2 separate regions of the Homo sapiens genome follow, and region 1 is linked to region 2. The links are chromatin loops, found by intact Hi-C in ENCODE. Cell type or tissue: GM12878. All regions are shown on one strand. Each heading gives the region's core, and the rest is flanking DNA. Links, peaks and the distances in the headings are about the cores only. Region 1 overlaps GRK3 (G protein-coupled receptor kinase 3). Region 2 overlaps GRK3 (G protein-coupled receptor kinase 3).

Region 1 (5,380 bases), core at 78-5,077, 50 kb before region 2:
GTAAGTAATTTGCATGCAAATGGGACTGGATATCCCGGCCCCCCTCTGCTTCTCCTGTGTCTTACTTTTTTAATCTTCCCTTCCTATTTTTATCATTGATTAGAAGTTACAACCCCTGGGCCCTTTTTGATTGCTCTATGAGCCTAAAATGCAGAATAAGTAATAATGTGGCTCTTCATATCCTGTAAATGTTTCTTCTAATTTTGGAAGCCTTCTTTTGGGTCCTCTGCTTCCACTGGAGCATACACATATTTGAATACTTTCTATGTAGGACACTATATAGAGAGCCCATGGCGAATGCAGTGAAAATATTTTTGCGACATATTTTGTAAAATATTTTGTGATAGGTAGTTGGTAAAGGTCAGCTTGATCCAGCCTTGGACCTATACTGTTGTTTGCCACCATTTCCTTCTCCTGCAGTTTCAGGAGCAGAAAAAGATGCTAATGTGAAAATAGCCAGCCCAGACCTCCATCCTTAGTGCACCAGAAAGCCACTGTCATTGCTGGGCCCCTCGTTTTCCTGTGCCATCCCTACTACCTACCAAACTGTCATAGAAGAGAAGGTTCTAAATCAGAAGCCAGACATTAAGGATCTGATTCCACTGGCAGCTTGCTATGGGACCTCTGGAAGTCACTTAAATTTGCTGTATTTAGTTTCTCCATCAGTAAAATACATTATCTATTTCTTTCTGATTGTATAATGTCCCAATAAAAATCTGCCTTGTGAGCATTTTCTGTCTATGCAATACATTTGTAAATAATAGGAAACATTAAAAATTACCCATATTGAATTTCAGACACGGATAACTCAAACAAAAAGATGAGAAGGAATATTAAAAGAAATGATTAAAAACACTTATACTATAGGGTTATTGTTGTTGAGATTATGTGTAGTATAAGATACAAGTACACCTTTAAAAAAGTACAACATAATAGCGAATATTAAGGCAGTCTTGCAAGTGCTGTGGTGCCATGTGCTCTGAGGGAGGAGGGAGTGGGTTTGGGAGGCAGGACTTCTGAAAAGCTGGATGATTGGCTGGAACAGAGAAGAGCAATTGTTGAGCCTTAGACTCATAAGTAGGTTGATTGCCCAGATTTCTCAGTTTTCCTCCTCTAGCTGCTTATTGTGGTACTGTGTGTCTAGAACCTTCTACACATGATACCTTACTCACACTTTTTTTTTTAAAATTATACTTTAAGTTCTAGGGTACATGTGCACAACATGCAGGTTTGTTGTATGTATGTATACATGTGCCATGTTGGTGTGCTGCACCCATTAACTTGTCATTTACATTAGATATTTCTCCCAATGCTATCCCTACCCCTTCCCCCCGCCCCATGATAGACCCTGGTGTATGATGTTCCCCACCCTGTGTCCAAGTGTTCTCATTGTTCAATTCCCACCTATGAGTGAGAACATGTGGTGTTTGGTTTTCTGTTCCTGTGTTAGTTTGCTCAGAATGATGGTTTCCAGCTTCATCTATGTCCCTACAAAGGACATAAACTCATCCTTTTTTATGGCTGCATAGTATTCCATGGTGTATATGTGCCAGATTTTCTTAATCCATTCTATCATTGGTGGACATTTGGGTTGGTTCCAAGTCTTTGCTATTGTAAATAGTGCCGCAATAAACATACGTGTGCATGTGTCTTTATAGCAGCATGATTTATAATGCTTTGGATATATATCCAGTAATGGGATGGCTGGGTCAAATGGTATTTCTAGTTCTAGATCTTTGAGGAATCGCCACAGTCTTCCACAATGGTTGAACTAGTTTACAGTCCCACCAACAGTGTAAAAGTGTTCTTATTTCTCCACATCCTCTCCAACACCTGTTGTTTCCTTTTTAATGATCGCCCTTCTAACTGGCGTGAGATGGTATCTCATCGCACTCACACTTTCTTGCTTGCTTGCTTTCCTCCCTTTCTTCTTTCCTTTCTGTCTTTCATCTATCCATCTATCCATCCCGTAGGCTCTGGGATGGTGGTATCAGTGCCTAAGAGTTGCAAGCCTGCTACTTAAATAGGTGTAACCAGGCAATTAGCAGAGTTGACTCATTCTTTAGAGGTTTTTGTTTCAGAAAAATGAACCAAAAATCATGATCTGAAAGCAGCTGGCTTCATTGTATTGTGCATAAGGTGATTCATTACAGTCTTTCTTAGACATTAACAGATTGTATATGAATAACATAGGATTGTAGTATCTCATGTTTGAAAAGATGTTGGGGGACATCCAATCTAGTTATGCTTTTTGATGAGTGACTTCCCTCTCTAATATCTAGCCACAGGCATCTTTGATGAGCATCTTTGGAAACTGTTGTACCAGAAAGCTCTCTTGTATTACCTTCTGTGCACTGGTCTCTTATTATCCTTTTGTGGTTGTGAGAAACAAGTTTAGTTCCTCAAATGTGACAGATCATCAAATATTTGAAGGCAGCTCCTCTAGCTCAAGATGCCTTTTATAGGAAGCTGTCCCCAGCTCCTTTACTTATTCCTCATAATGCACACTGCTGTGTGTAATCTATGCTCATTAGTCTGAACATTACTGAGCTGAGTAAGAATATCAAAATTTATGAAGACCAAAAAGAGATCTGTAAAATTATCATAATTAATTTAGTAATGGCAAAGCTAGTAATAAATTCTATTTCAAGTGTGTGATTGAGTCCCTCTGAAGTTCCATTTTAGGATTTGGTTCCTTGAATGATTCAAAATTCATTATACCAGTTTGCTTAGGGGATGAATATTTTCATTAGTCAGAGTTTGGAAGCCAGGTATGGGTTACATGTGTATTATGACAACAGCTGCCATTGCTGACTGCTAAGTAGGTACTAGGCACTGTATAATTCTTAGACAATTATGGACTAAAATATTTCAGGAAGAAAGTGAGCTTTAAATATGCAGAAAAAGGTCATAGGATATTAGGGGGTATGTTTCATATAGTCAAAAACATAAAATGACTGTAATCCCAGCACTTTGGGAGGCTGAGGCAGGTGAATCACCTGAGGTCAGGAGTTCAAGATCAGCCTGACAAACATGGTGAAACCCCGTCTCTACTAAAAATACAAAAATTAGCTGGGCATGGTGGCAGGCACCCACAATCCCGGCTACTCAGGAGGCTGAGGCAGGAGAATTGTTTGAATCCAGGAGGCAGAGGTTGCAGTGAGCTGAGATCGTGCTATTGCACTCCAGTCCGTGTGGCAAGAGCGAAACTCTGTCTCAAACAAAGAAACAAAAAAACCAACCAACCAACCAACCAACCAACCAAACAACAACACCAACAACACCACCACCAACAACAAAAACCCATAAAATCCCATTGGCTGGGGAAGACAGCAAGTTTCTTCAATGTCAGCAATAAAACTTTCTTGAATAATATGCTGTTAGTATTTGTGCATTGTGTCATTAAGTCGGTCCATTGATCTTTATTATCTTGTTTGGATACTAATATGTCTGGTTATATTTTCAGGTGTATTTCTTGTAATTTTTTTTGTATCTTTATTGCCTTTGATAAAAGTTTAAATTAAAAATGAGGCCAGGTGTGGTGGCTCACGCCTGCACTTTGGGAGGACAAAGCAGGAGGATTGCTTGAGCTCAGGAGTTCAAGACCAGCCTGGGCAACATGGTGAAACCCTGTCTCTACCAAAAATACAGAAAATTAGCCAGACATAGTGGTGCGCACCTATGGTCCCAACTCCAGCTACTCAGGAAGCTGAGGTGGGAGGGTTTCTTGAGCCCAGGAGGCAGATGTTGCAGTGAGCTGAAATCATGTCACTGCACTGCAGCCTGACAGAGTGAGGTCTCGTCTCAAAATACAAAGAAACAAATAAAACCAAAAACTAAAAGTTGCATGGAATGGCATTTACACAGCTGTTAAATATTGCAGACTTTCATTTTCCTTTGTGAATGTCTAAGGCCGTGATGGTATTTTGGAAACATCTTTTTTAAAAAATATGAGGTATTTGGTGGTGGTGGCGGGGTCTATTCTCTATTTAAAATGGAACGAATCCTAATGGCTAAGTAAGATCAAGGGACTTTAATACACATCTTTAACCTGGTCCTACCTTTTTCAAGTGAATTTTCTTTGTCTTTTTTTATATTATGACACAGTAACTGGGAAGAGAATCATGCAATAAATATCGTCATCACCAGTAAGTCTAGAATAGCGTGCAAAATTTCTGTGCTATCTTTTTTTGTTCCATTTTGGACCTGCTTCTTTCTGTTTTGTTTCTAGTGGCAGTGGAGAAAAGCTTGTTTTTTATGCAAAACATCCCAATAATATAGAAGAGAAAAATTGCACAATAGCAGTTTCTAAGCAATGAATGAGAGGACACGTATGTTGGTGACTTTGTTGTTTCTCTTCATCCCTCCAATAAATAAAACCGAGAGTTTTGTGGACAGGGATTTATTAGAGTTTCATCATTTAGTTGACTGGCTTATTAAATTCCACATGGAAAACTAGCTTGACTCTCCACATTTCTGTCCTTTAAGTAAGGTGACCTGCTTGATGCTGGATTGATGTTTCAAAATATTTTAAAAATTCAGGCTACTCTATAAGAAAAGCTTATTTGGAAACTCCTTCTTTTGAGATGAGAGTTCTAAGTGAAGCGTTATGGCCTATGGTTATGACTAGCTGGGGTAGCATAGATGATGGTGGAGCAGATAGAAACAGCAGGGCAAGTTTGAAGTGCTCAGTGGTGCTAGCCTTTCACAACCCTCTTTCCCTTACTTTCAGGAAACTTATGCTCTAGAACTAGGGTTTGAATTGGGTCAGTATTGAAATGATCTTAGTGAGAGGCCAACTTGCTGGACTTCTCTTCTAGATCTGTAGTTATAAAGGTTAGCTCATTAAACCCAGTGACAGTAGATGGTCATTTATTTCGTGTTTATTACAGTGGATGGTCATTTATTTAGAGTTTAAGAAAACCCCATGGTAGATAGTCATTTATTTAGAGTTTAAAAAAACCCCACTAAGATTTGTAGATGATGTTTTATAGTTTTATATATATTAACTCTTTTTAGTTTTTACAATTATGCTTGGTAGCAGGTAGAAATTTTAAAAAGAAAAAAATTACTCCAGATACATCCATGTGGAGACATTGAGAGGTATATTTTATCTGTTTGAGGACAGCTGGTTTTCTCCTTAGATACTAGTGTCTTGACTGTGGGGCAGGGAGTGGCTTTCAGCCTTCCAGACTCAGAAACTAGATTTTATTATGTCACTGTACTAAGCATCTGTCTCTTATTGTGAAACTCACATAATCAGCCAAGTCTGCCTGACTAAATTATTCTCTTCCTATAGGCCTCTGGTTCTTATTTTAAGATTAAAGACCCTTTTGAGAATCCTACTAAGTGAGAGCCTCCCCCTCCCAAAAGTGCGCTA
Region 2 (5,380 bases), core at 51-5,050:
TCCCAGTGGAGACGCCCCACTAGCTGCTGTTAGGAGGTTTTGGGCGACAACTCTTTCTGGCTACTTCCTGCAGAAAAGGGGTGTTGAATGGGGAACAGCAGCTAGGCCTCCTCCTGGAGTCCATCTAAGGGTCCTCAGAAGAATGGCGTGTCCTTGTGTGGTTCAGTTGACAGCACCGTTTGGAGTTTGATTGCTGCTAGGCAAGAAGAAACAATTTGAGTTGTAGTATTGAGTATACAGAGTCCAAATATCAATACAAGACATATCAGTAAGAGGGGGCTTAATAAAGGGGTTAACGAATTCCATCAAGAAGACTGGAATTTATTAAAGAGGGATTGTAGCCACTCGGGACTGAAGCCAGCATTTTCCTTGAGCCTGTCAATAATTTTGATTTGATCTTTAAGTACCTGTAGATTTTCCTTTACTATACTAGAGGTGTTCATCCAAAAGCAGCATGTTTCATTTAAAAGTGCGTCACTAGACCCAATAAAAAGTCCTAGCAGACTTAGTGATAGTAAAACTTTCATGCTTCCTTTTTGTTAGTAACTATTATCCCTGCTATAGAGATAGTAGAGTGAGGACAGCAATTCCCACAAGTGTGGTGTGGTAGGTAATTTCCATCTAAAATTTTACTTGCCAACATATAGAATTCCCCTTTGGGGGTCTGTGAAGTTCCTTGGTTTTATTTTCCCAAACAAAGAAACCTCTGGGTTATGGGCACCTTACTCACTTTCATTACCTGGCAGAATTTGCAAGATAATTGCCCAGAACTAGTATATTGATTCACATGTTTACGTTACCCATCCCTATTTTTTCTTTTTTTCAAGCTGCAGAAGATCACCATTTGATTCACAGGAATAGGCAGAGTTAGTCTAAAATGTAGGCAAAAAGCTTAAAAACAATTAGTGAGACTAGGATTTAATGACAAATATATGATAACCTTTGGAGCAAAATTTTTCTCTCCAGTCCTCATTTTTGGTAAAAACTAATTATGAATAAACTTTAGTCTTATACTTGGCCTGATTATTTGCATAAAGGGCAGCAAGAATGGTTATTTTTACATGGACCTTTTGGATTAGCTTTGATGAAACTCTATTCCACAAGGAATCTTAGACAAGACCCTTAAAGTTGAGCCCAGCCATGGGTTTGTATCCTCAAATACCTGTGAGTTGGGTGATCCTCTCCTCTTGAGGTCCCAAGATAAACTGGGAGCTCCCAGACCTGTTAGAAAGTGACATTCTTTACTGACCACAGGTTAGGAACCCTGTGCAGAGACTATAGACAAGGTATGGGGCCAGTTCTCCCCAAGGGGCTTTTATTGGCTCTACATGTTAAGCTTGATTCCTTAAAGGGAAACACACTGTTTCAGTTAAAGCCTTGGTAAAATAACCAGTTTTTCCAACTGTGTCCTGTTGGCATCCTTTGCCTTTTTTTTCTTTAAACCCCTCCTCTCTTTGTCAAAATAGCAATAAGATCCCCAGCAGAAGAGAATGAAATCAAAACTGACCCCACTTGAATTCATGAAACCACAGAATGTTAGGCCTAAGTGAAACCTCAGAGTCTATGCATTCCAGCCCCTTCATTTGATTGATGACGAAACTAAGGAACACTGGCAGAGAAGTGAGTTGGTAGAACCATGCAGCTTGTCGGTGTGCAGCAGGTCCTGGAATGCAGGGAACACTGACCTTGGGCGGGATGCGGGGATCAGCTCCCTCAGCGTCTGAGGGTATCAGCCAGATCATAGCGTTTGCTGTGCAGTGGGATCGTGAAGAGCCAGGACCTGAAGGAGACCGAGTAGCGCTTACATAGGTTAGTTGTTTAGGGGACATTTCTTTGAGGATGTGATCAGGGGATCATGTGGAGCAGCGTCGTCATCAGCCAGGGCAAGAGGGAGTGCAGTGTGTTTCAGAAACTGCCAGAAGGCCCACGCAGGCAGCTCCTGATGAGAGAAAAGAGGGGAGGCAGGGAACTGCGCAGGAGCCAGGGTTTTGAGTGTGATGGGAAGCTCTGGTGGGTCTTGACCAGGCCCGATGTATGTTTTAAGATCATTCTAGCCTCTTTATGAAGAATGAATTGCTGGGATCAGAGTGGGAGCATGGAAACAGGAAGAAGAATCTGGAGACCCCTGTCGCATTTAGGAAGTCGCCAAAGGTGGCTTTTGTTAGAGTAAGAGCAGCAGAGATGTAAGAATGGGTGGCCTGGGACATATTCTGGAGCCAGAACTGAATAGGGAAGAGAAGACTCAAGGAGTAGTTCAATGCCATAGTTTGGGGGTAAGTGTATACATAGTTTCTGTAATTTAGGGGAATAAATACATTCTATAAAGCATATTTTCTTTTGTTTTTGTTTTTTGAGATAGGGTCTCACTCTGTCACCCAGGCTGGAGGGCGGTGGCGCGATCTTGGCTCACTGCAACCTTTGCCTCCCGGGGTCAAGTGATTCTCCAGCCTCAGTCTCCTGAGTAGCTGAAAACACAGGTGTGTGCCACCACATGTGGCTAATTTTTGTATTTTTTGTAGAGACGGGGTATCTCCATGTTGTCCAGGCTGGTCTCATACTCCTGACCTCAAAGCAATCTGCCTGCCTCAGCCTCCCAAAGGGCTGGATTATGGGTGTGAGCCACCATGCCCGGCCATACTTTCGTAAGTTATTCAAAACTATAGAAGGAGAGGAGCTAGCTAATGCGCAGAAAGATGAAATGACGAGACAGAGTGATGCGGCTACGATGGCATTGGGCCTTCCTAATTCCCGCCGTGTAAGCCCCTGCCTTTGGCTTGTGCTGCTCTCTGTCTCCTGTGTCCTTGTTTGCATCTGTCCCTTCCCACAAGTAACCTCTGCACTTACTTGATGGCACAGCTTTGGTGCAGCCTTAGTGAGCCAGCTCATTTCAGTTCTGTGGTTTCGTTTCATAATGAGTGATTGTTTCTAGTGTAATGTGTTGCCCTTGCCTCTACCAGAACAGATCAAATACCTCACTAATTATCTCCTCCCTGACCAGAAAAACACAAACTAAGAAACCTACACACCTGTATTCATGCACACGCACATATGCACATGCACACCTGGTGTCCTTTCCTCCCTTTCTATTGACATTAATGACACCGCTGTTCTCCAAGCTGTCCAGGATTCAAAGCTCTGAAGCCTCGCTGATGCCTTCTCGTCCTTGTCTCTCCTGCCCCATCATCCTCCATTTCCACCACAGCCACTTTAATTATGCCATTATTACTCTGACCCAGATAGTTCAGGACCTTCCTAACTGGCTATCCTATATTAATTTTTTTCTTTCTCCAGCCCTTTTGTTAAACTTTTAATTTTTGCTGGGAAACATAGCCTCCGGCCAGGAGTCAGGATCAGGCACTTCCAATCTCCAGCTCTTTTCCTGTTATCCGGCAGTCTGAAAACATAGTCTGGTCACGGTGTGATTGCATTCCGAAGCTTTCCTAAGCCCCCACTGCAGGGTGCAGTCAGCTTGTTCCTGTCACTCAGGTACCCAGAACTTGCCTCCATCTTTTTTTTCCTTATCTTTTAATTTCAGCGTTCATTGTGAACATGCGTCATGCTCCTGGCACCCCGCATCTGCTTTCAGTCTGTCTCCCTCTGTGGAAGGCCACCTCCTTTCCTATGCTCTTCAGAGAGATTCACCATTCAAGGATTAGCTTAAAACCCTGATTTCTGGCCAGGCGCGGTGGCTCACTCCTGTAATCCCAGCACTTTGGGAGGCCGAGGCGGGCGGATCACGAGGTCAGGAGATCGAGACCATCCTGGCTAACACGGTGAAACCCCCTCTCTACTAAAAATACAAAAAAATTAGCTGGGTGTGGTGGCGGGCACCTGTAGTCCCAGCTACCTGGGAGGCTGAATCAGGAGAATGACGTGAACCCGGGAGGTGGAGCTTGCAGTGAGCCTAGATCACGCCACTGCATTCCAGCCTGGGTGACAGAGTGAGACTCCATCATTAAAAACAAAAACAAAAACAAAAAACCCTGATTTCTGACTATGAATAATCTCTTTTGATGTTCCTGCTCTACTCATTGTCTGTAGCATTCATTTGGCGCTTACTGTGGAAAGTATAGTACTGTGAGGTGCCTCTTTAATGTTTCCCAACTGATCCTTGAGATCAAAGCTCATCTCTGACGCTATTTTCTCTTTGTAATTCTAAAGCTTCTAGTTCAGTATTTTACACATCTGAGGAATTGACTCTTCTTTTTTGGTTAACTTTCTGTTTCCGCACACAATGATTTTAACTGCCATTAGTATCAAACTGTTATTTGCAGCATTTAATATAAAGAGTGTATATTAGATGATGAATCTCTTTTTTTTTTTTTTTGAGACGGAGTCTTGCTCTGTCTCCCAGGCTGGAGTGCAGTGACGTGATCTTGGCTCACTGCAAGCTCTGCCTCCCAGGTTCATGCCATTCTCCTGCCTCGGCCTCCCAAGTAGCTGGGACTACAGGCGCCTGCCACCACGCCTGTCTAATTTTTTGTATTTTTAGTAGAGACGGGGTTTCACCGTGTTAGCTGTGGGCGGCAAGCCACCCAGGCACCGAGGCAAGAGACCGAGGACACGAGCTGTTCCACTATAATAAAATATAAAACAAGAATAGTTATACCAGATATAGATCTTAGAGATGATTATATATGAATATCATTAATCATTAGTTTGTAGCAATTACTCTTTATTCCAATATTATAATAATCCTCGCTCTGCAATCATAACCTAGGAAAAACCAGGCCATACAGAGATAGGAGCTGAGGGGACACAGTGAGAAGTGACCAGCAGACAAGAGTGCGAACTTTCTGTTATGCCCAGACAGGGCCACCAGAAGGGCTCTTTGGTCTAGCGGTGACACCAGCATCTGGGAAGATGCCCGTTGCCAGGCGGACCGTGGTCTAGCGGCAGCGAAAAGTGTCAAGGAACAACACTCGCTACTTAGCAGACCGGGAAAGGGAGTCTCCCTTCCCCCGGGGAAGTTTAGAGAAGACTCTGCTCCTCCACCTTTTGTGGAGGGCCTGACATCAGTCAGGCTCGCCCACAGTTATCCGGAGGCCTAACCGTCTCCCTGTGATGCTGTGCTTCAGTGGTCATGCTCCTAGTCTGCCTTCATGTTTCATCCTGTACACCTGGCTCTGCCTTCTAGATAGCAGTAGTCAATTAGTGAAAGTACTAAAAGTCTCTGATATGCAAAAATAATGGCGTAAGCTGTTTTTCTCTTTGTCTCCTCTCTCTCTCTGCCTCGGCTGCCAGGCAGGGAAGGGCCCCCTGTCCAGTGGACACGTGACCCACGTGACCTTACCTATCATTGGAGATGACTCACACTCTTTACCCTGCCCTTTTTGCTTTGTATCCAATAAATAACAGCACAGCCAGACATCCGGGGCCA

Evidence for each region. A loop is a pair of places that touch in the nucleus more often than their neighbours do. Peaks named below come from ENCODE experiments on the same cell type or tissue, not always from the same donor. Only the 100,000 strongest peaks of a DNase experiment are listed, where the experiment ranks them.
Region 1: a loop joins it to region 2, with 6 times the contacts of the local background. A loop is called at or near these places in 4 of 110 quality-filtered maps.

Annotation. Positions count from the first base shown.
Region 1 is chr22:25,570,682-25,576,061 of GRCh38, forward strand. All of the region lies in intron 1 of GRK3 (G protein-coupled receptor kinase 3), which reads left to right. Among named protein-coding and RNA genes, the nearest start is that of GRK3-AS1, 8.0 kb to the left of the region's middle. In GM12878, for the core only: no CTCF peak of the experiment used is centred there; a DNase peak (open chromatin) is centred at 2,142; H3K4me3 peaks cover 1,458 bases; H3K27ac peaks cover 2,649 bases.
Region 2 is chr22:25,620,608-25,625,987 of GRCh38, forward strand. All of the region lies in intron 2 of GRK3 (G protein-coupled receptor kinase 3), which reads left to right. Among named protein-coding and RNA genes, the nearest start is that of GRK3-AS1, 58 kb to the left of the region's middle. RefSeq lists an enhancer at 1-59 and silencers at 2,828-2,877, 2,888-2,957. In GM12878, for the core only: no CTCF peak of the experiment used is centred there; a DNase peak (open chromatin) is centred at 2,904; H3K27ac peaks cover 1,193 bases.